2 separate regions of the Mus musculus genome follow, and region 1 is linked to region 2. The links are chromatin loops, found by intact Hi-C in ENCODE. Cell type or tissue: heart. All regions are shown on one strand. Links, peaks and the distances in the headings refer to the core of each region. The heading gives the core; the rest is flanking DNA.

Region 1 (12,175 bases), core at 1,893-9,892, 94 kb after region 2:
CCACAGGTACCAGGTATGTAAAGGGTGCACAGATATACTGACTTTAGGGTTTCTATTGCTGTGATGAAGCACTATGGCCAAAAAAGTAAGTTAGGGAGAAAAGAGTTTATTTGGCTTACACTTCCCTATGGCTGTTCATCATTGAAGGAAGTTAGGACAGGAACTACAGGAACTCAGGCAGGGCAGGAACCTGGAGGTAGGAACTGATGCAGAGATCACGGAGAGGTGTAGGGGGGCCAGCCCTGGTAGGGTCAGGTACTGAGGTGGGACACAGCATAAGATGGAGGTCAAAGGCTAATGATCTCTGGCCTTGTAACTCTTATTGTTCTGGGGGTCAGAAGCTGATAGCTTTCTTTCCATTCGCTCTAATCTCCAATGCCTTGATATCCTATTTCAAATTGAACCAAAGTGGGAAAACGTTGTCCATCAAAGTGCAGGTCTCCTGTACTCAACTCCCAGACAGAAAGTGGGCAGTGGGCAGCAGATTCTCTGAAGCTGAGCAACGGGGCATAGGAGCTGGCAACTGAACTCAGGTCTTCCACACGAAGAGTATGAGCTCTTTTTTTTTGTTTTTGTTTTCGAGACAGGGCTTCTCTAAATAGCCCTGGCTGTCCTGGAACTCACTTTGTAGACCAGGCTGGCCTCAAACTCAGAAATCCGCCTGTCTCTGCCTCCCAAGTGCTGGGATTAAAAACATGTGCCACCACTGCCCATCGAATATGAGCTCTTAACTACCGAGCCATATCTCCAGTCCCCACAGTTTTTTTTTTTTTTTTAAGTAAATTACATTAAAAATATTGAGGGGGGTGGTCTGGAGAGATTGCTCAGTGGTTAAGAACATTGGGTGCTTTCTCTTCCAGAGGTCCTGGGTTCAATTCCCAGCAACCACATGGTGTCTCACAACCAGCTGTAATGAGATCTGATGCCCTCTTCTGGTGTGTCTGAAGACAGCTACGGTGTACTCATATAAATGAAATAAATAAATCTTAAAAAAATATATATTTATTGGGTATGTGTGCATGCCACACGTGTATATCCTGGGATATACTTCTCGAGACCTTGGTTTGTGTAGTTAACGCTTGGCTGCCTATAGCTAACTTGGTGAACTTTCCGAGGTTGTTGAAATGACCCAAGGACACTACAGCTGTGGATATCCTAATGGTGGCGATGGGAATCTGTATTCGGGTAGGGCTTCTCAGCAAGGCTAATGTTAAGGGCTACACATAGCACCCCCTATAGCGAGTGCGAATTGGAGGCTGACAGAATCACGTGGCTTCCTCCTACCAATAGCAAAGTAACAATCGCTTCCTCCGTTCCCCATGGAAACAACACCGCCCTCAATGATCCTCCCGCCCCTTCAGTGCTGAGGTTTTGGCCTTTCATTGAAAATTCCGGGTGACAATCTAACAGCTGCCTCTTCTGGCTGGACAGTTGGCTTCCGTGAAGCGAGTGACTACGCTGACTGGTCAAGACGCGAAGGCTGGCTCATCTTCACCCAATGTTGCCTCTTTGAGGCGGGACCTAGCGAAGACTCAGGGCCAATCAGCGGTGACGTCGCTTGTGCGACTCCACGTCGGCAGCAGCTACGGGCAAGATGGAGGCGCTGATTTTGGTAGGAGCTGGAGGGCCAGTGGCTCCGTTGTGGTGTCCAGGGGGTCCGGGAGGTGGGGCTCATCAGCTGGGGCCGGGAGAGGGTTCCGGGCAGGCCTCGGGGGCCAAAGCTCCCGCTATCTGTGCAATGCAAGTGTGGCCTACAATGGGAGCTAGAGCCGCGGTATAGAGTAGGAAGCCTTGCCGGCAAGAGAGCAGGAGTCGGTGGCAAAGTTGAAGAGAACATGCAGGGTCCTTAGGAGAATTCTGATTGCGCTGGAGGGGTGTCTTTCAAGTTCTCCCCGATGGTTTTTGTTGTGGATCATACCTACTTGAGTTTCCCCAAACCCTCATATTCTAGTCCCCCAAGTTGCAATGGCAGAAGAGAGGTGTTTTGTCAGTCCCAGATCCTCCTGGTGGTGGTCAGAATTCGACTACCTTTTGGCAATTCCATGTCCTGTTCCTTTACAAAACTTGTTTTTATTTTCCTGTTAATCCTTAGTATGTAATTCTGTCATGATTGAGAGTCAGCATTCCATCCAGGTTCAGGAATACTTGGTAGAGCTAGTATAGATTTTGGAATATCTTTTTCTGACTCCTTATTCTTCTCTCCTACTCTCCCCTCCTTCAGACTTTAGGAACTCATACTGTAAGATCCATTTCAGCCTTCTTGCTTACATGAGAATTGTGATTATAGAAGTGCATTTAACTCTCTTGTCCCTTGATCCTTTCTGCTTGTTCTGCCCCCTAGAACAGGATCAGAGCATTTCTTTCAAGACACTGGCCAGCAGTTTAGAGACCCATGAGTCTGCCTACCTGTGTCTGTGTGTTAGTGTAGGAATTTAACTCCCAGCTTCTTTCCTTTAGTTGGACTCCAGGATTGTTTCTAAGAGTCTTCCTTAGCTCCTGTTTTCATTTATATTCCTTGTAAGTGTACATATCAAACTCTTGTCAGTAAAAGAAAAAAAGCTTTTTCTTCTTTCTTTCTTTAAAGGAAAAAAAGTTTTTTGAGACAGGGTCCCTCTCTACCTTTCCCTTTCCTGATGCCCTAGCTACTCATTATGTAAGCCATGTTGGCCTCAGACTCACAGAGGACCACCTACCTCTACCCTCCAAATTCGGAGACTAGAGGTATGTGCCACCACATCAACTTGTTTTAGTTTTCTCACTGAGAGTTTCATGTAGGTCTGACTGGAATCAACTTTGCCACGTAGCCAGGGCAGACATCTATACTCACCTGGCATTTATGTGGGAATTTGAACTTTGGTTTTCTTATTTGTATGACAAGCACTTTAACCACTGACCTATCTGTTCAAACCTCCTTACTTTCCTTCTTGCAAATGTCAAAGAGAATTTATTCTCATCATATGTGTTGGACAAGTTGAAGCAAAATGTTTAATGTATTGAGTAGTTCAAGTATTTACTATACCGGTCAATGAGTTTTTAAAAATCTTGTGACGATGTGGATAGAGTCTGTGAAACTAGTTTCCTTGGATGTTTTTGGTCTTCTTAATCAGGTGTGGTTGCTCACACCTGTAACCCCAGCACTCAGGCTGAGGCTATATTGTTGCTAGTTTGAGGCCAGCCTGGGTTACAAAATAAGACCTCGTCTCATAAAACCAAAATTAATGTAATTTAGTGGAACCAGCTTAAAGAGTGAGGAAAATGGTACTTGGGGAACTCCTTTCCCATTGGTTCTGTTGGGCTGGGTGTAAATGCTAAGAGCATATGGTCTAGCTATCTTTAAAAGCCCTGTGTTTGACCCCAGCACTAGGAGAGCTGAGGTTGTATGGGGAAATCTCTGTGTCATTTTCTCTCTTTCTTGCACTGTGTGGTATCTCTCAGCCTGCTTCTTCCTCATTGTTCCCCCTTGCAGCTGAGCTAACCAGCTGCATGTAGTAACAGACCCTTGCTAACTTGCCTGCATATCCCTCACCTTTACTTTTAAAACTATACTGAGCCTTTGTCACTAGCACCTTAATGTACTGGGTTTAGGGAAGCAGAGCTGTAGGAAAAGGCTCTTTCTAAGGAAGGGCAGTGCCAAAACCCCGTTCCAGTTTTGTTTCCTTGTTCTCTCAGAACAAATTTTTTTTTTTTTTTTTTTTTTGAGACAGTCTCATTATGTAGCTTGGGCTGGGTTTGAATTTGTCTTATCCCAGAGTCACCAGGTTTCTGAGGTTTCTGTAGGTTCTTGCACCTCTTCAGTTTGCAGAATTTTCCTTTCAGCCATGGGTTGTATAAAGTTTTTGTTGATGGTAAAATACCTACAGGGAGCTATGGATTGTGGCTCCCACCTTTAATCTCAGTGTTTGGTTGGCACAGGCAGGTGGATGTCTGAGAGTCTGAAGTGAGCCTGGTCTACTTAGCAAGTTCCCAGACAGTCAAAGCTATGTAGAGAGAGACCCTGTCTCAATAAACAAACAAACCAAACCTACAGGTATTAGTTTTTGTGCTGATTTTTAAAGTTCTTGACGATTAAACTGTTGTCTTTTTTTTTCCCCTATGTTCTTTCCAACTTTATTTAATGATTTTTTTTTTTTTTTTGGAAACTGGGTGTCATTATGTAGTCCTGCCTTGCTTGGATCTTGCTGTGTAGATCAGGGTGGTTTAAATGCATAAGGATTCTCCTCTGGCTCCTGAGTACTAGGATTAATGTTGTTTGTTTCTGTGCCCACCATCACCACCACCATCACCACCACCACCACCACCACCACCACCACCACCACCACCACCATCATCATTATCACATTTATCTTTTGAGACAAGGTCTCTTTACATAGTCTTTTTTTTCCCCCTGGTCTAAAGATTAATTTATTATTATATATAAGTACACTGTAACTGTCTTTGGACACACCAGAAGAGGGCATCAGATCTCATTATGGATGGTTGTGAGCCACCATGTGGTTGCTGGGATTTAAACTCAGGACCTACGGAAGAGCAGTCAGTGCTCTTAACCGCTGAGCCATCTCTCCATCCCTCTTTACATAGTCTTGGCTGTCCTCTAACTCACAGAAATCCACTTGCTTCTGCCTCACAAGTCCTGATATTAAAGGCATGTACCACCACACCTAGCCTTTTTTTTTTTTTTTTTTTTTTTTTTAGTAGATCCTGAGTACTTTTTTTTTTTAAAGATTTATTTATTATTATACATAAGTACACTGCAGCTGTCTTCAGATGTGCCAGAAGAGGGCATCAGATCTCATTATGGGTGGTTGTGAGCCACCCACCATGTGGTTGCTGGGATTTGAACTCAGGACCTTCGGAAGAGTGGTCAAGTGCTCCTATCCGCTGAGCCATCTCACCAGCCCCACACCTAGCCTTTTTTTTTTTTTTTTTTTTTTTTAAGATTTATTTTATTAATATATGTAAGTACACTGTAGCTGTCTTCAGACACTCCAGAAGAGGGAGTCAGATCTCGTTACAGATGGTTGTGAGCCACCATGTGGTTGCTGGGATTTGAACTTTGGACCTTCGGAAGAGCAGTAGGGTGCTCTTACCCACTGAGCCATCTCACCAGCCCCCACACCTAGCCTTTTAATACTATTTTTGAGAATAGGGTCTCATGTGGTCAAATCTGGTCTTGAACTCTTGACCCTCTGCGTCCGTCTACCTCCTAAAGTGATGACGAGATTATAGGTGTGAACCACCATAAACCATATCCAGTGTTGTTTTGAGGTAGGGTCTTTAAATTTATTTTATTATTTTATATGTATATGTAGGTGGGTGCCTGTAGAGCTCAGAAGAGGGTATTGGATCCTCTGGAACTGGAGTTACAGGCAGTTGGTTGTTTATGAGGGTATTAGGAACTGAACTTAAGTCCTCTTCGAGAGGCAGGAGGATTTTGAGTTCGAAGCTAGCTTGAGCACATGGTAAGACCCTGTGCCAAAAAAGAAAGCAGCAAGCAAAAATTAAAGAAATCGCTAAATCTATGCTGAGCTGAAGAGCGTACTGTACCTGGATAGTACTGAAAAGCTGCTCTTAGAGAGGACATGCTACTAAGCCGCCTCCAAGTTTCCTCCTCTTGCATTTCTGTTTGCTGGTTTGGTAGAACCTCTGGGATCAAACATGTTCTGGCCTCACCTCCACAAAGCACACAACTGTACAATGTTGAGAAGAGGAAAGGGAAGATCTAGAGGGCCAAGAAATGAGTCAAAATCTACCTTGGTCTGGGCATTTCTAGGTGACAATAGATTCCTTCCTTGAGGTACTTTACAGTGGATCCTGCTTGAATTAAAGCACCAGCCTTGGGAGATGGAGAGATGGCTCAGGGGATAAGAAGAGCATTTGCTTTCTTGCAGAGGACCTGGGCTGGCTTTAACTGCAGCATCCATATGGAGTGGTTCATAACCACCTGCAGCACCGTCTTCTGACCTTGGGCCTCAGGCAAGCATGTGATGCACACACATGCAGGCAAACAGTCATAAAAATAAATACTGAGAAAAGCAGTGCAGCCTTAGTTCATAGTTGGATTTACCAAATCTTCTTCCAGTCCTTTGTCTCTCAGTTCCCATCCTGTTTTTGGTCTCAGTTCCCTCTGCTGCTCTTTTAGCTGGCTCTCCCGTTCTCAGTTGTTAGTGGAGAGCAATCTGCAGGTTGCCATTCTCCATGAATAACCTGAAATCTTAATACCTTACACTTTCCTTCAGCCTTTACTTTTTATTTCCCCCACCCTCAAAGCTGAATTACTGTAGCAGTTCAGATCCTTAAAAACTTTGTACAGAGGTATTTTTTTTTCTTCCTGTTTTCAAGTTTTAATTTCTGAGTGTGTTTCCAGTGTTTTACAGATTAGACCTCAATTCCATACATTGTCTCACTTTAATATTTTTTCCTAAAACTGACAAAATCCTGATTTCCACTTCTCATTCAAATATCAGGCCATCTAAAGTGCACCAGGATGTATATGCATCTAGAGGAGGAAGCTGCAGGACACATTGGCGACTCAAAGGTTGACATTGTTTCAGTGGCCTTTGCTTCCTGAATCATCTTAATGGGGCTTTTGTTAAATTCCTTTGGCACTAACAGTGGAGATACTTGGCCTGAGTGCCCCTTCCCCCTGCTTTGGGCAAAGGTATCAATTACATTAAGCCCCCAAAGCACTCCCATCTCGTCCCTGGCAGTCCCCTGTGCCCCTCTCCCAGCTGCGTCCTTGCTGGTGCTTGGCCCCTCCATTTCGTTAGGAGAAGCAATCTCCTCATTCCTGCACCGAGGAGATATATTTCTCAGGCAGGGCTTGAGCTGTGCCAGCACTACCCCCGGTGAGGTCCCTGGCAGCCATAAAAATTTTTATTGTGATTATGTTGGTGTCGGGGTGTCCATCTGGGTTATTGCACACCTAGTTTAATTGATTGAAGTTTAATTTATTGACACTTCAAATTAAATGATCAGAATAAACTGTGCTGTTACTCTGGCCGGCTTGTTTTAATGGTTGATTGCTGGAAGCAGACCTTGGCTTGAACTAAAACCCCAAAAGAGTAATTGACGCTGCTTCTAACTCTCCCCATGTCTTGCCCTCTAAGAAGACCTCGTTATAGATTTCCGACGTATTTATTTATATATTTTTTTCCTCTCCTTCACAGTGGTGGGAAAGGGTTGGTCCCTGGCAAGGTATAAATTATATGAAAGGTCTTGGGGAACTATCACATGGTCTGAAAGGAAGGGAGGAGGAGGAGGCCTCTACATAAAGAAAAGCAGACCCCAGAGAAGCCAGGTCCTCCCGGGGAGGCAGATTGTGAGTGCAGCTGTCCATCTATGTGAGGGAACCTCAAGGCTGGGCTCCTTCTCATCTGTGTTCTTGCTACTTGCTGTTTCTTACTCCACTGGCATGGTGTGACTGGCATTGGCAGTGTGTCGACAGAAAAACTAAAGGAAAGAGGAGCTGGAGGGGCCAGTAAAGATGGAACAGGCATCACCAGGGCTGGTGCAGCCATTTACGCTGGACTAATGAAGGAATACAGCTGATGAAGATGCCCTGGGAGGCTAAGTCCGTGTGCACTGTGAGATGCCAGTGTTGGCAAAGGCCCTCCAGGTTTCCCTCTTTTGGTGTTGGGCAGAGTGTTTCTCTCTCAGCAGACTGTTAGATTTATTCTGTCCTTACATTGCCTAGCCTTTGTCACCTTCGTGTCTTCAGGAAATCCTTTTGTCTAACTTAATTCACGTGCTGCGGAGGAAAGCTTATCTCGGTGCTGGAAATGTAGCTCAATTGGAAGAGTGCATACCTGGCGCCCCATAAATTGGGTAAGGTGGTGTACACTGTAGCCTCCGTACTCAGTAGATAGAATCAGAAAGATCAGAAATTCAAGGTTATCCTCAGCTACATGGCAACTTGTGGCCAGTCTGGAATATCTGAGGACCCCCCCCAATAAATAAACAAATAAATAGATAGATAGATAAATAAATAAATAAATAAATAAATAAATATCAGAGAGTAGAAAGTCTGCATTTTACTGGCTTTTATTTTTTTCTTCACCATCAATGTACATAACTCCACTTTTACCAAATTGCTCTGTTAACAAATTGTCCCCAACTTTTTTCTGTGTGTGTGTTGAGGGTGTTAATTATATAGCCGAGGCTAGCCTTAATTTATGATCCTCTTGTCTTATTTTCCTGCATAGGAGTTATAGGTATGTGCCACCAAACCCAGCCTCCATCTTCTCTGTTATGTAGTTAGACTGAAGAACACAGAAACTGTTCACTTTGTCTTTAGATCCTTTGTCTGGAGCAGAGGGCAGCAGGATTAGTCATGATATAAACTAGGGTGGAGGGCGAACCATAAGTGGATCTAAGCTGATGGTGGTTGTCTGTAACTCCCAGCACTTGGGAAGCAGAGACAGGATTCCTGGCCTGAGGCTAAAAGTTTGAGGCCAGGATGAAAATTGTAGTAAAATCCTGTCTTGAAAAAAAAAATGTGAAAAGAAATTTAAGGCTTGCTGGAGAGATGGCTCAGAGGTTAAGAGCACTTGGCAGTCTGTTATTCCAGAGGTCCTGAGTTCAATTCCCAGCAACCACATGGTGGCTCATAATGAGATCTGGCGCCCTCTTCTGGCTATGCAGCCAGAATGTTGTATACATAATAAATCTTAGAAAAAAAGAAAAAGAGAAAGAAAATAAGACTTTAGGGCGTTTTAAATTTAGATGTCCAGTCAGGCATGGGCACAGGCCCGTTCTAGTACTTGGGAGGCTTAGCTGGAGGGTTGCAAATTCCAGGCTTGTTTAGGCTATATACTGAGGCCCTGTCTCAAAATACACAAGGGCTGGGGATATAGTACAATGATATCATGGAAAGAAAAAGAACAAAAGGTGTCTCTAGTCCCTTTTGACTTTTTTTCCTTTGCTGAATAATATTTAAGTGCGGGCTTCTGAAGAACCCATTTAGGTGGCAGGGTACTCTGATGTAGCACTTAGGCCTGGCTGAGGAGTACATCTGACTTCAGTTTACCTGGCTGTCAGCATTACCACCTCATTTATGTGAATCCTTTTCACTGGTAATGGCTGAAGAGTTAGGAGCTGTGTGACCCCTGGGGTGGGGGAATTCTTCAGCAGCTAGGTGTCCTGAGTTTTCAGAAAATACTTAGGGAACTGGGCTATAGTTCAGGCCTTTAATCCCAGCACTTGGCAGAGGCAGGTGGATCTCTGAGTTCGAGGCCAGCCTGGTCTACAGAGGGAGTTCCAGGAAGGCCAAAGCTACAAAAAGAAACCCTGTGTGTGTGGGTTATGGGGATGTGGGGGGAGAATAAGACGAAGAGAAGGAGGGAGGGGAGCAGAGGAAGGAAGGAAGAATGAGTGAATGAATGAATGAATGAATGAATACCAGGGGGTCTGGAGAGATGACTCAGCACATAAGAAAAGCACTTATTGCTTTTATAGAGAACCCAGGTTTGGTTCCTAGCATCCACAGGAGATCATACATGTAAAATAAATTCTCTAATTCATACATGTAAAATAAATGTTTTACAATTTAAAAAAATACAATTAAAAAGGGAAAGAAAGAAAAGCAAAGACCTGGTACTCTACATTGCCTAAGAGCTTGAGGCTTGTTAACTTGTACAATTTGGTCACCAAAGCTGGAGGCCACCGAAAGCTGGAGGTTTATGGTGCTGACCCTTACTCCCCCTGCTGGCTGTGTGAGATCCTTGGCCATATTAACTTACAAAGGCCACATATTTTTATTGAAGTTGTTAACTGACTGAAGGCAGAAAATCATTCATTTCCTCTTCACATTCAAAAGACTGTTTGGCTTTTTTGAACAGGGTCTCACTATGTAGCTGTGGCTGGCCCAGATCTCACTACGTCTACCAGTGTGTCCTTAGACTGACAGAGATCAGTCTGCTTCTGCCTCCCAAGGGTTGGGACTAAAGATGTTGGCCACCAAACCGGGCTCTTCACATAATCTTATCTTCAGAGGATTGAATTTTAAACCTAGTTCAGTCTCACCTGTGTGGTGTGGGTGTTTGTTTGTTTTTTGGGGACAAAGTTCAGAAATTTTTATCAGCTTATCACAAGGGTCTGCTGTAATTTTTTTTTTTTTAAAAAAGGCCATAACCCTAGCTAATCTAGGTCCAGCCTTTCACTTCTCCTATGAGGAAGTTGAGTATCAGAGAAAGGGAGGGGAAATTTTGAGTTAATAACTTACCCAGAATTCAGAGATGCCAGCTCCTTCAACTAGCAGAAGTTTTGCCCCATGCTTGGACTCTCCATGTTTCCTATCTGTATGTCTGTATGGGGTAGGAAGATGTGTGTGTGTGCATGCATGCGTGTGCAGATATAATGAATGTGTGTGCATATGTGTGGAGGGTGGAGGCTAACCTCGGGTGCTATTTCTCCTCAGCAGCCAGCCATGTAGTTGGTTTTTGTTCATTTGTTTTGTGTTTTGTTGTTGTTATTGTTTTGAGAGAAGGTTTCTCTGTGTAGCCCTGGCTGTCCTAGAACTGGCTGTATAGACCAGGATGGCCAGAGATCCACCTACCACTCACTGCCTAGCTGAGTTGTTATTGTTGATTACCTTTTTGATTTGGCTGGCTGGCTGGCTAAAAGGGATCTTTGCTACCCTGACAGTGCATGTGATTAAATGCACAAGTACTTCCACCAGCTGAACTATCACTCCAGTTTTGGGGTTTTTTTTTTTTTTTTTTTGGTTTGTTTGTTTGTAGACAGAGGCTTGTGAACTTACGTAGCTGATGATCTTGAACTTTGAGTCTTCAAACCTCTGCCTCTTGACTGCTAGGGTTACAGACTGTGATGCCATGTCTGTTTTTAAGTAATACTAAGGATTGAACCCAGGGCCTCATGCATGCTAGGGAAATACTATAACAGAACCATAGTCTCAGTTCCTAAGAAGATTCTTCCTACTGTGACTTTCTGCCATCAGTACCTCCAGAATATGTGTTTAGTTTCCCCTCTACAACCGAAATTTGGTTTCATATAAGATAGATAATTTCTCCAGGACCCATGGGTCTTTTTAAGATAGGGTCTCATTATATAGCCCCAGCAGGCCTGGAACCCTTTATGTAGACTAGACTGGCCCTGAACTTTCAGAGAGCACCCTTTTTCTACCTCTTCAGTGCTACGATTAAGATTTGTGGAGGAGCTAGAGAAAGTATCCAAGGAGCTAAAGAGATCTGCAACCCTATCGGAGGAACAACATTATGAACTAACCAGTACTCCGGAGCTCTTGACTCTAGCTGCATATGTATCAAAAGATGGCCTAGTCGGCCATCACTGGAAAGAGAGGCCCATTGGTCAGGCAAACGTTATATGCCCCAGTACAGGGGAATGCCAGGGCCAAAAAATGGGAATGGGTGGGTAGGGGAGTTGGGGGGAGGGGGGACTTTTGGGATAGCATTGGAAATGTAATTGAAGAAAATACGTAATAAAAAAAAAAAGAAAAGAAAAAAAAAGATTTGTGCAGCCGGGTGTGGTGGCGCACGCCTTTAATCCCAGCACTCAGGAGGCAGAGGCAGGCGGATTTCTGAGTTCGAGGCCAGCCTGGTCTACAAAGTGAGTTCCAGGACAGCCAGGGCTATACAGAGAAACCCTGTCTCCAAAAAAAAAAGAAAACCAAAAAAAAAAAAAAAAAAAAAAAATGTGTGCAGCTATGCTTGCCTCATGGGTCTTACTTTCTGGGCTTCTTGTTGTTTTGGTTTTTAATGTGTCCCTATGTGTGAATGCCACTTGTGTGTGAGTGCCTGTGGAGGCCAGAAGAGGGTGTCAGATCCCCTGGAATTGAGAGTCACAGACAGTTATAAGCTGTCTGATGTGGATGCTGGGAACCAAACTCCAGACCTGCAAGAGCAGTAAGCACTCTTAACTGTTGGTCCATGTCCTCAGCCCTGTGAGTTTTTCTTTCTTTCTTTTTTTAATGTGTTTATTATTTTGTTTGTGGCACAGTCTAAAGCATATTCTGAGCACAGAATCCACCCCTGAAGCCCCTCAGCTGTGTTTCCCAAATCTAAATGCTATCCTTGTCAAAACTTAGCTAAATCTTCTTTTCATCTGAACTATGTAGGCTTCTGTAGTAAATTAGAGCTCTCAAACTCAGCATACCTTTTAATTTTAAAAAATTTTAACTCAGGGTTAGGTAACAGAATAC
Region 2 (12,175 bases), core at 1,376-9,375:
TCCAGGCCCCAAAGGCATCTGGCCTGGACAGGAGGCTGGGGGTTGGGGGGGATTGCTCCCCGCCCAGCCCTCCTTTGAACCCTGCTGGGCGCCGGAAGGAAGGGGCTGGGCTTGGGGCCTGCAGGCTGCACACTGAGCTGGAGGGGCAAGACCCCCCAGGCAGGGCCACCTAGCACCACCTATGTGCCCCTGTTTGCTCCCGCTGTGTGACCTTGGGCTCGTGATTTAACCTTCCTCAGTTTTAGTTCGTTCTTTAGAGAATGGAAATCATAGCTCCTCACGGTTCTTTTGGGAATGTGACATGTCAGGTACAAACTTCCTGCTTCAAATTATAGTTGATATGATTAGCTTTATAGAGCCTGTAAATAAAGCAGAGAACAGGAGATTCCCTCCATGTCCAGCAGGCCTACAAACTCTGCCCCAAAGCTAGTTAGTTCCCTGAGGTGGACCTCCAGCGCCCCTCTGAATCCTTCGCCCGCCCTCGCGTGCGTGTTGCCCTCTGCTGGCAGTGTGAAGAACTTCACTCTCAGCCACGGAATGTCCGGGAACCAGGGCTAGAAGGGGGCTCCTCTCCATGTTCCCAAGGTCCTCTAGAATCTGCAAAGGAGTCATAGACATTCAGGCTAACGAGGTTTGAAAATCTTGGACACGTAGGGCGGAGCCCTTGTAGAAGTGTTGCAGAGTCACGAAGTAGTTTGTTAGCTCAGCAGAGGGAGCAATAGAAAAAACCGACATGGGCTTTTCCTGATATGCCCACAGCCTGACAAACAACCGGGAGAGGGACAACAGAGCTACAGGAAGGACTGTAACACCATTGGAGACCTGGGGACAGGGCTGCCAGAGATGTGAAGCAAGCCCTAAACCCACCCACACCCCACTCTCACATCCACAGTAGGTTAGGGATGGGAGGAAATATCAAATGTGCCTACTAGCAAGGGCAGGACTCCTTGCAACAATGACCACCCTGAGTCTCTTAGGTACCACTCAGTGTCTGCTGAAGACAGTAACTCCAAGCCAGGCATGAGTGCCAGAGCAGACAACCAGGCCACTCTGCAAGCCAGGGCAAGGACGCACAGGCAGGAAGCACTTCTTCACATGTGGGACACTGGGCTGTAGCCCCAGGCCCTGAACCTGACAGCCCCTCTTTATTCCTGCTTTCCATGTGCCAGCTCAGACAAGGCACTGGGTGATTCCAGCAGAGAGGGTGTCAAGTAAGCTCAAGGGACTTTGGGTTGTAGACCTTTCTTGAAAGCCAAGGTCCAAATATCCTTCTGCAGCATGGAGCTGTGCCCCTCAGCACCATCCCCACCCTTCCCGAGGTCTGCCCTGTCCTCTCCACTCCATTTCCCACCAACTGCCCGACCATCTCCTCCCACACCACCACTCCAGCTGCCAAGAATTCCAAACAAAGGGCCAGGATCCAGACCCTGTTTATGTCATGGCAAGCTCTGTCCAGCCAGAAGCTGCCCACCTCTGACCCCCAGCCCTACCCCCAGGGCTCTGCTAGAACATACATTGAGCAGGGATGGGTGGACAGGCCCTTCTTGTCTGAGGTTGAAGGAAAACTGTTTCTCCGTTCTTAGCTTGAGCCCCAAACAGGTGAGCCTGGGGTGGGAAGCTTCTTTTCCAGATGACTTAAGAGCAAGTGGGTTAAGAGTGTTCTGCTTCCGGGTGTGCTTCTTGTGTTCTAGCTGCTCCCTCTTTAACCCATCACCCACCACCATCTCCCCTCTGGCCCCCCCACCAGCCTGTCTGGACAGCCTCCCTTCCTCACAAATAAACACGGTGCAGGGAACAGAGCCTGAGACCCCCAAGTGCAGCTGCCCTGGGTAGGCTGTAAACCAAATAGGTCTACTGTAAATACAAAGCAGGAACCTCTATAAACAGAAAGGGAGAGTGGCTCCAGCTGAGGGACTCTCAGGACAACACAGCAGAGGAAGGGTGCTCTGAGGCACCTAGTCCAGGGAAAGGAAGGACCAAAAGTGCAGGACAGGAGTGAGATAGCACAGTGACAGTATCCAGGACTCCACCTCACCAGCTCTCCATCACAACACACACCCCCAACCCCATGGAGCAGGGACAGAGTGCCAGGAAGTACCAAGGAATTGATGATCAAGAGCTGGGTCCATTGCTAATGTCCGGACAGAGGTCCTGGGAGCAGAGGGGTCTAGCAGGAAGTCCCCAGGCATCTATTCTGGAGGGGCAGGTTCCCAACTCCAAGGCAAAAAGCCAGTCTGTCTCCAGTACATCCTCCACCCCACCCCTACCCCGACTTCAGTCCATCCCATGTGACCTATTCTCCTTTGTTTTCTACCTCCTCCATTTCCACGTTTCCAACACGCTGAATTTTTAAAATTATTTTATTATTACTTTATATGTATGAGTGTTTGCCTGTATGTATGTCTGGGTAGCACATGTGCACCTGGTGCTCTCAGAAGCCAGAAGAGGGCATTGGACTCCCTGACACTAGAGTTACAGAAATGGAGCTACAGACCCTTGTGAGTCTCTTTGTGCTGGGAATTGAACCTGAAGCCTATAGACAATAGCAAATGTTCCTAATCACTGAGCCATCTCTCCATCCCCTCAACACATTGAATTAAGGGCCAAACTTGGAGCTAATACAATCACTCATTTCATATTTCAATGACCAGTAGGGACTGCAGCTGTAGAGACATCTGGCATATGTTGCTGTCTCCCCAGCCCATCTCTATACCCAGTTTCACTTCCTTTCACCTGTGTATATGGTCCTACCCCCACATGACCTCAGACAACCAAGAGAGAGGGCAAAGGGATTCAGGCAGACCCTGTTCTAGTGTCCACATCAATGCCTAGGTGTGAGGGTGAAGGGGAGAGAGAGATGGGACACCATGAATCTCCCCAAATTTCCTAAGACTGGAGAAGGTATACAGGCTGGCAGACCTTACAACCATGACCTGATTCTCCATTGCCCCCACCCCCAACTAATTGCTATTCATAGGACACAGCTGGGTGATTAATGGCCTGATTAATAATTACTCAGGCTAATAAAATAATTAATTAATTTGGCAAGCCATTATTTATCTGGCTGTCCTCAACCTGAAACTCAGAAACTAGGAGTTAGGGAATCTCCCTCCAGGCTCTTTCAAAAATATAATCTTTAACAGAGTGGGTGGAGATGTCTCTCTCCATCCCAAGACCCTTCCCAAGTGGGAGAGGAAAGGACTGGGGTTTCTGAGGATACAGACAGAACTTAGAGATGAACCCATAGCAACCTCAAACCCATGGAGGGGCTGACTCGAGGCTGGGGACTTTTAAGAAAGGCTGGAATGTTGCATCTGAGCACCCAGGTTTAGGGAATTTTTTTTTGTTTGCATTCTCTCCAGCAACTTGATTGATGACACCATTCTCAACAAACGATCTTTATCTCTCCTCTTGTCTCCCAAATTTATGATTTTGCCCCCAAGCCCCAGCTTAGGTGAGTGAGGAGTAGGTTAGACCCAAGAAGTACCGGGGAGTCCTCAGTACTCTCCAGGGAGTAAGTGCCCTCCATCTGTATCTAGGCTCTGCAGCTCCCTCCCTTAGATTTGGGTTCCCAGTAAAACCAAAGAAACAGGGGGACAGCTGATCTCTTGAGAGTCCAGAGTCTACTCCAGGAGTGGTTTGTCCCATTGTCTTATAGGCAGGTAGAGGTCAGTCTAGGCCTAGGGGCACACGTGAGTCCTTGTGTGCTTCAGTGGGAGAGATTAGGTGGGCTCCCAGCAACACTAAGTGTGCTTAAGAACTCCATCTTGTTCTAGATGGAAGCATGGAAAACAGGATAATAATTAGATCACGCCTAGGATAAAAGCCTCCACAAGAGAGATGCTTCTAAAGTTCACGTAGCCTAGGGTGGTGGTGTGTGCCCATAATTCCAGCGCTAAGGAGTTGGAGGCAGGAGTATCAAATAAAGGCCAGACTCTGTTATAGGCAAGCTGGACTCTCTATGGGAAGGAAAAACTCAGTTTGGACATTTGAAGTGTACGTTAAGGATTGAGCAGGAACCTGCTAGTGAAGATTGCAAGCCATTGCCAAGGCTGTTGAGGAGCAGGACAAGTGTGGACATGGGCAAAGCCAAGGTGGCCGGAGGAGCGTCCTTTCCTGTGAGTACTTTGGAGATAGGGAGAGGCCCATACTGATTTGTGTGTTCAGAAGACAGTTCTGGCAAATGGGGAAGAGCACTGGTACTTTGGAGCTTGGCTAGGAGACCCTGGGAACAGGCTGGACTCCGGGCCTCCACAGTGGACATGAAAGATCCCTCTGAGGTCTGGGGATTCCCACTCTGCTGGTCTTGAGTCGCTGCAGAACTGCGTGGGATCGTTGTTCTTAAATCTTCCCACACCTCTGAAGGATGGAGAGGAGCCAGGCCTGCCTTAGGGTCGGATAGCGTCTATGGGGTCCACCGGCGGCCTGCAGTGGAGGCAGCGCCGCTGCCAGCAGAGGGAGCGCGCGAGACGTGCCGGAGCAGGGCCTCGCTCTCGCGGGCGCCCCCTGCCGGACACCTGAGCCTCTCCCCCCCACCTTACCTCCCCCCCACACACACACACCCGGTGTCAACCGCGGGGACGGGTCTTGGGGGACTTAAACTCCCTACTGTGTGCTTCCAAATTGCGACCACCCAGGGCGACTTGGGCACTGGAAAGAGCGAGGCGAGGCAGGTCCTGCAGACAGTCTCGCCCCGGAACCCACCGGGCCAGCCTGGAGCGGGGGTGGGGCGCGGGGCCACCCGGGCGTCCCAGTGGGCGGCCACGATGTGAGCACCTGGTCCGACCCGCCGCCGCTTCCGGGGGTGAAGGGCGACTCATTCCACCTGAGCTTCCTTCCATTGCCTCCCCCTCCCACCCACCCCGCCCCGCCCCGCCCCCCCCCCCCTCGCCGCAGCATTTTTCACACCTCCTCTCCCTACCAGTTTCTAGTTATGAGGGGGTTTCAGGTTACAGTCCTCATTTTCAGTCCTTCTCCCTGAGCATCCAGGTTTGACTACTTTGGGGAAGTCCTTCTTGGTGTCTAACCACCATCCCTCTTACTGCATCTACAGCCAAATCTGCCAAGTTACAGCCTCACTGGAGAAAGTGAGTGCCTTAATTTTCTTCCCACTCTTGCTTACAATTCCGTTCCCCTATACAAAAAACTGTCCCCGCCACTCTATCTTGCATTCCGTTCGCCTTTTGTCATCCAGGCCATCCAACGCTGCTTCTGATGGTCTCCCTCCACCCCCATTCTAATTTCCTATCTCTCCGCCTCGCTAGCTGTGCCATACCCAATCCCCAAGAGCTGGACTGGTGGAGAGCCTCAGTTTCCCTGGGAGGGCGCTTAGTATGTGGCTCCCTCCCCGCCCTCCTACTAAGCGTGATTTGGGGTGTGGGGATGGGGGATGGAGGTCGTAAGCTGCTTGCGGAGAGGTGCTCGGTGGGAAGCCTGAGCCGAGTCTTAAGAGTCCCGCATCCCGCCCGCACCAGCGTGGGGCGCACGAGTTCCCATTCTTAGCTCAAGGAAGACCCCGTGTGGCCGTTGTAGGTGGCGCAGAAGAGGGAGAGCGCCCAGGCGCCGGACCGGATTCCGGGGTTCTAGCCTAGGGTAGGGACTTATTCCTCAGCAGTGCCTTGGAATCCTTCAGCCTGTTCACACACACTCAAAAACACAGCAACCTGGACTTGTAGAATGGTTTCGCCAAACCACAAGGAAAAGTAACGTACTAACAGCAGCAAGTGTGATTGTGGTTAGACTTCTGGAAGGACTTCAGATAGGGAAGCAGGGAGACGGATATTAATGAAGGAATGGAGGAGGGCAAATGGTTTGGTCCTGGGAAGAGAGGATTCTGAGGCTGGGGTGAGTGTGGTATCGTCACAGCGAGCCTCACATGCCTGTTCATTAAGGAACTACGCTCAGCTGACAGGTGGGTAGGGAAATTTCTCCATGCCAGGGGGCCTGCTCTTTGCCTGTGCCTTATGCAGGATGAGTGTGTGGGAGCCCAGGAAATGGTCACCCAGCAAGCGGGACTGGGACCATGCACAGCCCACCCTAAGTCTTTTGAAGCAGGAATTGTGACAGCGCCGCGCTCGCTCCCCAACCAAGGCGCCATGTCATTTGCACACATTTGCATATCCAGCTGTGCTCGGCTGCCTTTGGCTGCATGCCTTCATTTGGCAGTGGGTGGGCTGCACGCAGGGCGAGTGAGACCCATGGAGCGGGCCACCTCTGTGCTTGACCGCTGTCGCCGGCTCGCGCCACCTTCTGGGCATCTCTTTGCATCCTCCAGCCGCAGACCGAGGTCCACAACCGGGATTAGACACCACCACCTCCTAGTCTTCCAGGACCACTTAGACTCCTTCCTAGTCCAACCTTCCTGAAGGACTGGTGAAGTCTGGTATCCTGCTGAAATGCAGTGTATGTGATTGGGGTGCCCCAAAACTCTGGAAACTCCCCGAATTTCAGGCAAAGATTATGATGTATGCTCTGGTTAAGAACATCCTTCGACTTCTGCCAGCAGCTCCATGTAGCTTGATCTCTTACATCTGGGCCAGGCTTGTGCCCACTGGCCTTCTGTCAGAGGACTGCAGCCTCTGGACTGCCCTCACTCCGCTCATGAGCTGTTGCCTTCCTACCCTGACTGCCTTCCTGCCCTCTTGTCTCCCAGACAGAGTTGGTGGTATAGGCCTGTAATCCCAAATGTTCAGGAGTTGAAACAAAAGGATCACAAATTCAAGATAACCCCGGGCAATGTAGGAAGACCCTAAAAAAATTAATTAAAAAAAAAAATTGGCCGGGCAGCGGTGACACATGCCTTTAATCCCAGCACTTGGGAGGCAGAGGCAGGTGGATTTCTGAGTTTAAGGACATCCTGGTCTACAGAGTGAGTTCCAGGACAGCCAGGGCTACACAGAGAAACCCTGTCTTGAAAACACACACATACACAAAAACCAAACAAACAAACAAAAAAAACAAAGTAAAAAATGTATGTGTGTGTGTGTGTGTCACACATACACACGTATATCAGATGTTAGCTGACACCTGTAATCCTAGCACTCTGGATGCTGAGGCAGGAAGATTATCTTGAGTTTCAGGTCAGTCTGGGCTACATAGTAAATTCCAGGTCAGCCAGAGCTTCATATCAGGATCCGGTCACAGTAATAAGTATCATTATTAATAATAAAGCTGATCTTTAAAGGCTGGGGATGTAGTTCAATGGTAAAGCACCTGCCTACAGTATGAAAGGCCCTGGGTTCTCTCACAGAACACACACACCCGGAGATAAAAGAAAAAAGAGCTTCCACTGTCCTCTCAGGCCCCCTGGCACCAATATCTGCAGAGGCATTTGGTCTCTTGCACTCCCTAGATTGTGAGGTCTCTCAAGACAGGGATCATGTCTGTTCTTGGTGGTGTCCTACTTTGAGCTAGAGTCTGGTGCTCCAGGGTCAGAAAAACTAGACGGCGATTTAACAAGTGAAGCCTGCCGGGCGGTGGTGGCACACGCCTTAAATCCCAGCACTTGGGAGGCAGAGACAGGCAGATTTCTGAGTTCGAGGCCAGCCTGGTCTACAAAGTGAGTTCCAGGACAGCCAAGACTATACAGAGAAACCCTGTCTCGAAAAAACAAACAAACAAACAAAAAAAAAAAAAACAAGTGAAGCTCGATCCTCTCAGGGACCCACAGACACTCCAAAGTCATCCAGGCAATCTCAAGGACAACCGTGAAAAACCGCATAGGAGGCCTGTCTCCACGCAGCTCTCCAAGCCACCCCAGCTCACCCGGTGCACGAGAATCCAAAGGTGGGAAACCTGGGGCATGGGAATGCAGGCTGCAGGGACAGCTTCAGACCGGGCCAAGGGGTCGTGGTTCATCCTGAAGAAAGCATTCTCTTCTTGAAGCTGAACCTGAGCTACAAAACTGGAGAGATCCTAGTAGATAGACCCCACTCGGTGAGGGAATCAAAGGCTTACTACTTGTATGAAAGGGCAGATTTCCCCCGCTTTGGGTGAGTGAAAGGGGAGTCGCTTGCCCCTTGCCCATAGTAGGACACGTCCCTGGCAACCCTGGCATTGGACGAATGTTCAGTCTGAGCTGACCTGGATGCGATTTCCACGGTGGCTGCCAGAGGGCAGCATGAACCTCCAAATCACCTCAGGCAGCCTGATTCTGATTCTCCAGACTGAACCCCATCCCTGGCTTGGCCCAGCTGCTGTCTGTCTTCTCACAGTGGTCACAGGCCCTAAATCGGTGGCCAAGGACTGAGATGAGTCCTTGGTCTCATGGGAAAGGAGCTCCTCCCGGAGTCCTGCTGGAAACACGCCTGCTTCTGGTACAGAGGACCCAGACGCCTAGCACGGGCCAGTTTCCTCTGAGTTATAGGCAGAAGTGCTGGGGAAGAGCCAAAAGGTGATGGTCAAAGGATGAAAACGGTCCAGGTAGGCAGGAGTAATAGAAGTGATGGGTATGTTAATTCAATTATTTCACACTATAAACATACTGCTTCAGCCGGGCGTGGTGGCGCATGCCTTTAATCCCAGCACTGAGTTCGAGGCCAGCCTGGTCTACAAAGTGAGTTCCAGGACAGCCAGGACTACACAGAGAAACCCTGTCTCAAAAAACAAAACAAAACAAAACAAAACAAAAACAAAAAAACAAACAAACAAAAAAAAACAACATACTGCTTCAAAGCTCATAAATTAGTACAAGTATAATTTGCAAATATTTTTTAAATTAGTGAGTTAATGTGTATTTGTGAGCACGCATCCACACCATGTCACAACGGATGTGTAGAGATCAGCTTTGTGGAGTCAAGTTTTCTCCTTCCACCTCTATGTGGGCTCCAGGGTTCAGGCCTTGTGCTTCGAACACCTTAACACATGGAGTCATCTCATCAGCCTTTTTTAAAATTTTTTAATGTTTCATAAACCTAAGGAACTTTTTAAAACCCAGGTGTAGTGCCATATGCCTTTAGTCCCATGACTTAGGAGGTGGAGGTAGAGGCAGAGGCGGAGGCAGGCAGATCTCTGTGAGTTCAAGGCCAGCCTGGTTTACATAGTGAGTTCCAGGCCACCAGAGCTACATAGTGAGACTATCATGAAAAAAAAAAAAAAGTTTTTTTAAAGTATGAGTGTTTGTCTGTGCTGATGTCTGTGCATCATGTGTGTCCTGGTCCCGGGGAAACTGATACAGAGGGTTGGCTTAACTGCTGCCGTACAGCCTGTGCAACAACAGAACCAACAAACTTGTATTTCTGTGGTGCTGGGCGTACACATATCCAGCTTGTACTCTTCCACACTTAATGACCCTGTCCATAGCCTAGGGTGTTCAGGGTCCGTGCTGTGGACCAAACCCATTGCACTTGGGCAACTGAGCCATAATCCTCAATTTCCTCTTTCCCCCATACTTTTTAGTTCTCCCAGGCCTCTCTCAGAACTGAGAGCTGGAGGTAGGGATGTTAGCTTAGGGACTAAGTTGCATGCTTGGAGAAGAGGTAGGAGAGGGAGCAACTGTCCCTTCTCCATAATGACTTCTTCCTCTTAGCTCGGAGAAACTCCTCCTAAGCAGAAACCCAAGCACCGTTTGCTCATTTTCATAAATGATCTGCGGATTATGCGCTGCCTTGAATTTTCCAGGCAACTGCTTTCCACCCATGCCCATTAAATGGCTCAACTTAGACCTAGTGGAATTTAATGTAGTCAAAATGAGTACAAACGTATTCAAATGGATCCTTCCCTCCAGTTCACCCACATCCAGATGCACCATTTCTTTGTGAGGGACCCAGAGACAGTCAGTAAAAATCTCATCAAGTGTCACTTGGCCCTCCAGCAGAGACTGGGCATCTTTACCTGTGGCCTCTGAACTGCCAAGTCCTTGCTCTTCCTGTCATCCCCTTTTTAGGATGCCTAAAGGTTGCGGAGATTGAGGCACCCCAACCCCACCCCCCACCCCCGAGTAAAAATTAAAGCCACTAAAGATGCACAGGGGCACCTAAAATTATCCACCTATTCTTCAGGTTTCCAGGGAGGTCATGGAATTGAGAGGGAAGCCTACCCTTTCTCAGATCATGGGAGGGCGGATGCTGAATTGATTCATTGCCCCGAGAGAGCTCTTGGGAAGCAAAGCTCTAGCCTGCTGTTTATGGGGAGTGATGGCACTTGCCGCCTGGAGCCACAGAAGCATGCGCCTTCCTTGGGCTTCCTCAGTCCTTGAATCTGCTTGGCACACAGGGCACATCTGATCTCACCAAGTTCTCACCTCTGCCTTTCCGCCACCATTTCATTCATGTGCTGATTTCCACAGGGACACTTGTCTGCTTCTCTCTTTCCCACCTCCTCCTCAAGCTTGTATCTTGGTCCCCAAACTACACTGACCCAACTCTTTAATCCATGCCCCAGACTCACTCTTCCAGTGAAGTAAAGGACAGGGGTAGGGTGAGTATAGGGACATAATTCACTTGGTAGAGCACTTGCTTTTGCCTAGCTTGCACAAGGCCCTAGATATGGTGGCACATACCTAGAATCCCAGCACTTGGGAGGTAGAAGCAGAAAGATCAGACATTCAAGCTCACTCCTGGATAAACAGTGAGTTTGAGACAACCTTGGGCATCAGGTTTCCAGCGGCCTACATGCTCCCCAGACTGATGAATGGAAAGTTTTTACAGATATGATGAAAGGAACAAATATTTCAGACAGAAGCTAGGTGTGGTGGTGCCCCCCTGTAATAACATTCAGGATGCTAAGGCCAAAGAATAAGAGTTCAAGGCCACCCTTGAGATTCTGCCTCAAAAAGGTGTTTTTCACACAAAGAATCCAATGGTTTTATATCAGCAACTTCCAGTCTTACAGAAACCCCTGCCCTGAGATGATACAAACACCCCAAAGGTTATAAAAATTCTCCAATGTTGCCATTAATGGGCTGGGGAAATACTTCTGTGGATAAAAGCACCTGCTTTTCTTGCAGACGACCCAGGTTCACTTCCTATCATCACCCACACGGTAGATCACAGTCATATATGTGTGGTATACATGCAGACAAAACACATTGTCTGAATGAGACAGTGAGGCAGAAGCTAGAGCAAGGCAGTAGACAGGACACAGGATAGCCACAGGCCCCTAGGAGCTGAGCACCCCTGGCTCCCACCATGGACGGAAACACACAAGGAAGCTGAAAATTATGAGGGAAGCCAGGCTGCCTCAGGAGGGGCTGCAGGTGTGGATACAGCTGGAGGAAACCCACCCTACTCCCCGACAGCAATGGCAAGGACTCCTGCTCACCTGCTCCCTTGCCTCCTTGCAGATGTGGCAAAATTTCACAAGCTGTAGCAACTGTGGCCAATGCTGTATCTCCCTACACCCTTCCTTCTCCAAAGGCAGCAGTGACAGGAGGGGGTGGAGGAGGGTGCACTCACAGCCCCCATTTAAAATTATCAGCATTTCTCCCTCCCTGGCTCACAACCAAATTATCAGACAAGCTGCTGCTGAGGGAGCTGGAGGCTACCAGTCTGGAAGTGGGCCGGAGGCTTGCTTCTCCCAGTCTGGAAGTGGGCACCACATTTTATATAGACTTGCACCTGCTTCTAGAGGCTGCATGGGGTAGAACGAGCTTATAAAGAGAGTCCTGGATCATTGCAAGAAAGATGATAATTTGGTAGGTTGAAATGAAATAACCAAATTAAGGTTGCTTATGGAATTGGGAAGGGTAAAAAAATCGGAAATTGGGAAAAAAGACATAAGAACCAGACAAATGCACACAATACACTGGGCAAATACCATGAAAAGTGGGTGGTACGGCTTGAGTGGAGAGAGCCTGCACCTGGAAACCAAGATGTTACAGCTGCTGAAGGGAGGGTACAGAGGCAACATGGAGATCAGGGAGGAGACTAGAGTCGCAGACTAGACAGTGCTTTCACATGACACTAAATAGTGGGCTCAGGGTTTGTAAAGAGCCACACAGTGACTATATTGCCAGACGCCCACATTCCAACTGACCCGGCCTTCACCTTGTCACTGCCTCTCTCCCCACCCCACCCCACCCCACCCCCCTTTCAGGTAAATAGGGTCTTACTTCATAGCCTGGCCTACAGTGATCTAACTCCCCCTGTCTCCCAAGTGCTGGAGTTCAAGCATGACACCATGCCCAGTGAGGTCTCCTTTAAAAAAACCAAACACAAAAAAGCATACATAAGGAAGT

The links. A loop is a pair of places that touch in the nucleus more often than their neighbours do. Peaks named below come from ENCODE experiments on the same cell type or tissue, not always from the same donor. Only the 100,000 strongest peaks of a DNase experiment are listed, where the experiment ranks them.
Region 1: a loop joins it to region 2, with 4 times the contacts of the local background. A loop is called at or near these places in 2 of 42 quality-filtered maps.

Annotation. Positions count from the first base shown.
Region 1 is chr15:103,271,330-103,283,504 of GRCm38, forward strand. Copz1 (coatomer protein complex, subunit zeta 1) reads left to right here and starts at 1,559. Exons shown (of 9, transcript NM_019817.2): 1 at 1,559-1,612. The coding sequence starts at 1,595. In heart, for the core only: CTCF peaks have their summits at 8,628 (motif pointing left) and 9,723 (motif pointing left); no DNase peak of the experiment used is centred there; H3K4me3 peaks cover 1,067 bases; H3K27ac peaks cover 871 bases.
Region 2 is chr15:103,177,870-103,190,044 of GRCm38, forward strand. No RefSeq gene overlaps it. Among named protein-coding and RNA genes, the nearest start is that of Smug1, 21 kb to the left of the region's middle. In heart, for the core only: CTCF peaks have their summits at 5,512, 6,266 (motif pointing left) and 8,112; DNase peaks (open chromatin) are centred at 4,502, 5,492, 5,982 and 8,142; H3K4me3 peaks cover 2,084 bases; H3K27ac peaks cover 396 bases; H3K27me3 peaks cover 3,616 bases.